Linked DNA regions of Homo sapiens: region 1 is linked to region 2. The links are chromatin loops, found by intact Hi-C in ENCODE. Cell type or tissue: heart right ventricle. All regions are shown on one strand. Links, peaks and the distances in the headings refer to the core of each region. The heading gives the core; the rest is flanking DNA. Region 1 has its middle 230 kb from the start of SESN3. Region 2 has its middle 280 kb from the start of SESN3.

The links. A loop is a pair of places that touch in the nucleus more often than their neighbours do. Peaks named below come from ENCODE experiments on the same cell type or tissue, not always from the same donor. Only the 100,000 strongest peaks of a DNase experiment are listed, where the experiment ranks them.
Region 1: it touches region 2 in a loop (2.1-fold over the local background); 3 of 110 quality-filtered maps call a loop at or near these places.

What each region holds. Positions count from the first base shown.
Region 1 is chr11:95,456,157-95,458,969 of GRCh38, reverse strand. No RefSeq gene overlaps it. Among named protein-coding and RNA genes, the nearest start is that of SESN3, 230 kb to the right of the region's middle. In heart right ventricle, for the core only: no CTCF peak of the experiment used is centred there; no DNase peak of the experiment used is centred there.
Region 2 is chr11:95,506,500-95,509,312 of GRCh38, reverse strand. No RefSeq gene overlaps it. Among named protein-coding and RNA genes, the nearest start is that of SESN3, 280 kb to the right of the region's middle. In heart right ventricle, for the core only: a CTCF peak has its summit at 1,292 (motif pointing left); no DNase peak of the experiment used is centred there; H3K27ac peaks cover 563 bases.

The sequences.
Region 1 (2,813 bases), core at 242-2,741, 50 kb after region 2:
GTCTCACTAGTTGCCCAGACTGGTCTTAAACTTCTGGTCTCAAGCAATCCCTCCGCCTCGGCCTCCCAAAATGCTGGAATTACAGGCATGAGCCACTGTACCCAGCCACATCTTCTATAATTTAATAGAAAACTTTTTAAAGTGAAAGAGGCACTGCCAAGATGAATGGCATTGTAAGGACATGATATTATCTAATATTGTTCAGCAGTTGGATATGCAGACACCAATGACAGGGAATCTGTTGCTGTTGGTGTGCCTGGGTCTGGTTCCCTGTGTCACCAGAGTCGGTGAGCACTGCCTGAGACACGTGTGGAGGTGGGTCTCTGCTGAGCCTCCTGTCCTCATAAGGACAGTGGAAAGAACAGTTTGAAGAGTGGGCTCTTTCTGTGGTTGTAGGGGAGTCATTCTGCAGCATGAGCTCCGTCACAGGCATCCGTAAGGACTGGAGCTTAGAGAGCCTCAGTATCACAGAGTTCCTCTTCCCCCCCCCCCCGCCACTGGTATTCCACAAGGACAGGCCAGAGAAAATATTCTCTTCTGCCTAGCCCATTTGTCGACTGGTTGGGGTGAGCATGAGAAATCATACATCCTGATCCAGATATGGCATCTTCCCCTACTCATTATATCCCACCAAATTGGGAAGCTGGCGTGGGGAGCAGGTGAGAAGGCCACCTTCGATGTCCCCCAAACCACTCTCCATTACAGTCACAGCCTTGAAAGGGCACCAAAGCATTTGGCATGGACACCTCCTCTTGCAATCTACTGCCCTCCCACCCACCATTTTCATTCATTCTTTCAGCAATTAAGTATTTAAGAACTTCTAAATGCCAGCATCTGTTCCAGGCACTGGGGATATAGTAGTGAATAAAAATTTTTTAAAGTTCTTACTGTATGAGACTTAACAATCTAGAGTTGTGCTGTCCAGTATGGAAGCTACTAGCTAATGTAGCTATTTAAATTTCAAGTAATTAAAATCAAATAAAATTAAAAGCACAGTTTTCTCAGAGCCACATCCTAGGTGCTCAGTAGTCACATGTGGCCATGGCTACCCTATTGGGCAGCTCAGAAATAGAATATTTCCATCATTACAGACACTTTCTTTGGATAGCAGTCTTCTAGAAAGAGGAGAAGTATAGAAAAGTAATGAGAAAATAAATAGAAAAATATATTATATGTTGGATGGCAATAAAAAGTGCTTTAGAGAAATATTAAGTAGAATAAGGGACCTAGAGAGTACTCTGGGATAAGGGGGATGAGGCCAGAGTGGTGGAGACACCACCCTGATCATCAGAGCTGATCACCACACTTACTGTTGAAATATTAAAATATATCCTTACCGATTGTTAGACAAGCATGGCCTGAAGCCACTCTACTGCTGCCCTGTCCACCACGTTGGCTGTCCTGGCTCCTGTTTTGGAATACTTCCCCCAGCTCAGCCATGAAAAGATAAATTCCTGGCTCAGGAGGGGACAGCCAGGTCCCTGATCCTGCCCTGTACCCTTGGCTGTTGTGATTGGTCAGTTCTCATGCCAAAATGTTTAAAAGATACTACAAATATCACTCTTGCTGGCATGTCATTTAAGCAGGTCTCCAAGGAAGTAAGGCCAGAAGCCATGGGGGTATGTGGAGCAAAGTATTCCAGGCAGAGGAAACATCAAATGCAATGGCCCAGAGGCTGGAGCGTGCTTGGTGTAGTCCAGGAAGAGCAAGAGGCCGCTGTGGCTCCAGCGTGGTGACCAAGCCTTCCGGAATGTAGCAGATAAAGTCAGAGTTGTAAGGGGAGTTGTGGATCACATAAGGCCTTATAGGCCATTTATATCCATTATTTCTTGCCACAATAATTCTGTATTTAAAAAAAAATCAAGCGGCTTAAATCAATAAGCATCTTCTACTGCTCATAAGACTATCTATGGTTCAGCTGAACTCTGATGATCTTGACAAGGCTCAGCTTACCTCAGCTGGTCTTGCACATTGAGGATCAGGTGTTGGCTTGGCTCAAAGCTGGCTAGTCCGGGGTGGTCTCATTCCCATATCTGACTGTTGACTGGCTGCCAGCTAGGACATGTGACTAGACCACATGTCTCTCATCATCCTGAAGGCTGGCCCAGGCTTGTTTACATGGGGACGGCAGGGTTCCAAGATGCCCAGAGGTGGCACATTGTCATTTATGCTGCATTCTGCAGGTCAAAGAAAATCACAGGGCCTGCCCAGATTCAAGGGGTGAGGAATAGACTCCACCTTTTGCTGGGAGGGGCTATACAGTGGCTTTGCAAGGGAGGCAGATACAGGAAGGGGTGGATAATTGCAGCTGTTTATGCAATCAATTTACTCACCATTGTAAAGACTTTGACTTTTATCCCAAGTATTAAAGGATGCCATTAAAATTTGGAGGAAAAGTGGGTTGTCATATGATTCGCTTTACATGTAAAGTGATTCCTCTGGCAATTGTGTTGAGCATAGACTATAGGGGGTAGGGACAGAGGCAGGGACACAGGTTAGGAAGTGTTGTGACAAACTGGGAGGGAGAATGGTGACCTGGGAAGTGATGCTAGTGGTGGAGTTGATAAGAAGTAGCATATTTTGGATTAGGTTACAGTTGAGCCAATGACTTATGTGTTAATTAGAGAAAGAGAGGTGTCAAGGATGGCTCTAGGGCTTTTGGCCTGTGCAGCTAGTAAAGTAGAGTGGCCATCAACTGAAATGGAGAAAGTGATGGGCAAAGTAGGCTTGTGAGGAAAAACTCAGAGCTTCTTTTGGACATACAGAACTTCATATATCTATTAAACATCAAAGTGGCAATGTCGGTTACGCAG
Region 2 (2,813 bases), core at 158-2,657:
TTCCAAATATATATATATATATATACACATGATAGTAATGGCTTAGGCTGAGCTAATAGACTGTAAAAATAGTTGGTTGAAAAGTGAGAACATCAAGCTGAAAACGCTTGTGATTTTCTGATCTTAACTGGAATGTTTTTTAAAACCTTAATTTCAGCAAACCTGTTTGTGTATATAGGGAGTGAGCCATAGGCACTGTGGAACATTTGACTCTTCCTGCTGCTAAACATGCTGGGAGAAAGAAGCTTCTGGAAGGTGGTTGAATTATTTTAAGCCATGACAAATTCCTTTACAAGAGGAAGGAGAAATAGTTTTCTAGTTGGTCCCTTTGCAGCTTAAAGGATCGGTCTTACGTGGGAGATGCCACCAGGTAACGGATCAGAGTCCTTGCTTCATGGTAGAGACTGGAAAATTCTGATCTATGGGATCTAAAACATTTGGCCAAAACTAAAGACTATGATAAAGTGGAAAGAAGAGAGTTAAACAAATGCATGAGAGAGAAAAAAAAGCAGGAGTAAGAAAGATTAGATTCCTGCTCAGTATGTGAGAAATGCAGACATGCTATATAATCCCAGCGAGCACAGTATTCATTAGGCTCACCAGCAGCTGTTTGGGGCTTAAGTTGCCATTGGTGGTGTTTTTCTAAGCCTGCTACCTTTTCAATTGACTATGTGAAAAGCATTCCTCAGAGGTAGGGTATGGTGCAGACTATGCTAAATTACAGAGGGTAATTTCCCTGAAGGGAGATGAGCTGCAGAAAGACAAAACCAAGGACTCGCGAGAAAAAAGTATTAATGGAGAAATGAAGAGTGCAAGGAGATGGAGTAGGCAGCGTTGGCCAGTAATGTAATAATTCAAAGACCGCAAGTAAAAAACAGCCTCCTGGGATGGGCCAGTTCGTCATGCACTCAGTCAAGAAAGGAAAACAAGAAGCCAGATACTGTGGTGAAATTGTTTTTCTGAGAGAGGAGCTGCTATAAATACAGATGCTTTGGGATAGAAGGAACAAGAGGCAAGAGAGCAAGCCTGGATTCCGAATGAGATGCAGATTCCAGCTCCAAGTATTAGTCCCAGGTATTGAAGGGAAAAACACTAAGGTGATGGGAGCTTCTAATATAAATGCCTTCATGTTATAAGATGATTAATTCAAGCTTATGTGTCAGGCAGAATCATAGACTCGGTAATAACATTGCCTTTTTGGTCTGAAGATCTTTCCCTAGGGGTGGAGGATAAGAAGGCAATTAAGAGGAGAACGTTAGGAGGAGCCACCCCAGGCACAATTCTGAAGGTGGACAGACCTTATGATGGCTCCCTAATTCCTGCCCCCTGGTGTTCACACCATGTATAATCCTCTTCACTTATGTGTGGGTGGGGCACACTCCCACCTGTGACTTGCTTCTAGGCAATAGACTCTGAGAAAGGTGGTAGTGCCACTCCCAGGATTAATTTAGGCTATTTATATAAGACTCCATCTTAGCAGACTGGAGCACGAGATTCTCCTTGCTGGCTTGTTAAAGCAAGCAGTTGGCTTGTTGAAGGAACTACAGGTGATCTCCAGGAACTGTAGGGAAATTCTAGGACCTGAGGTCATACAGCCACAAGAAAATGTTCTGCCATCAACTTGATGAGCTTGGATGTGGAGTCCCCAGTTGACCTCCAGATGAGAACGCAGGCTGGTTGAACCCCTTTTCTGCAGCTTTGTGAGACCCTGAAGCAGAGGACTCGCCTAAGCCATGCCCAAACTCCTGATGCACAGAAACTGTGAGATACTAAATGTGTGCTGGTTTAAGTCACTAAATGTGTAGTACTTGGAAACAGGTGAAAAAGAATAAAATAGGGCATCATATAACCTGTAAACCACAAATAGGAAAGTGGTCATGATGCCAGGTGTCACTATTAAATTACATTAAGACTTCCCTGATGTTCACGGCCCAAGGCCCACCTAATGTTAAGCTCTTGTCACCTCTGAATGTTCCTACTTTCCTTGAGATAGAATCCATTTGTTGTACTACTGACCAAAGGATGACAAAACGTGTTCCCAGTCTGTCAATATGGAAAGTTGCCCTATGCAAAGTTGTGAAGTGGGAAAATTTGTTTTCCTACTCTTTTGATGGTTTCTGTCCCCGTGCAGAACCTTTCGCCCAAAGGACATAAATAGCCTCTTCCTACCCCTTACCTTCCCTGCCCTACCCTATGCTCTGTACCCTTTTGAATTACCTTCTTTAAATCTTGCCTGTTTCTGTATCCTATTCCTCAGATCTTGCCTGGTATCAATGAATCCGTGCTTAGAGTAACCACAAGACACCAGCTTAATGAATCATCTCACCCCAATAGCATCTGTACTTTTTCACAGATGTCTTCAAAACTTTAACCATCAAGGAACTCAAGAAATTGATGAGCAGATATATGGTCTAGGCAAGTCTTCCAGGGCTCCACAAACCACACCACACAGGGACAATAGGAAACAGAGCTTTCTACTCTCTTACAGAAATCTGCCTTGCATTTCCTTCCCACTGCAGGCCTCTTGCTGGTTGAAGCCCATGTTGAGTGGCCATTGTGTGTATTCCAGAAGCAGTAACAGCAGCATCTGTGTAGTGCCTGGCAGGTATCAGACTTTCCTCCATGTGGAAAGGGCATTGGACAACTTGTTTTATCACAATATATTTCTCACATCTGAGTTTTTTTCAGAGTTCACCATTAAAGTATATAATTTCTGAGCTGCAGTGAAATGTGCCTTCCTTATGGAAGCAATGGGAGAGAAGCTAGGCAGTAGTCCCCCCCTTACCCATGGGAGATACATTTCAAGACCCCCC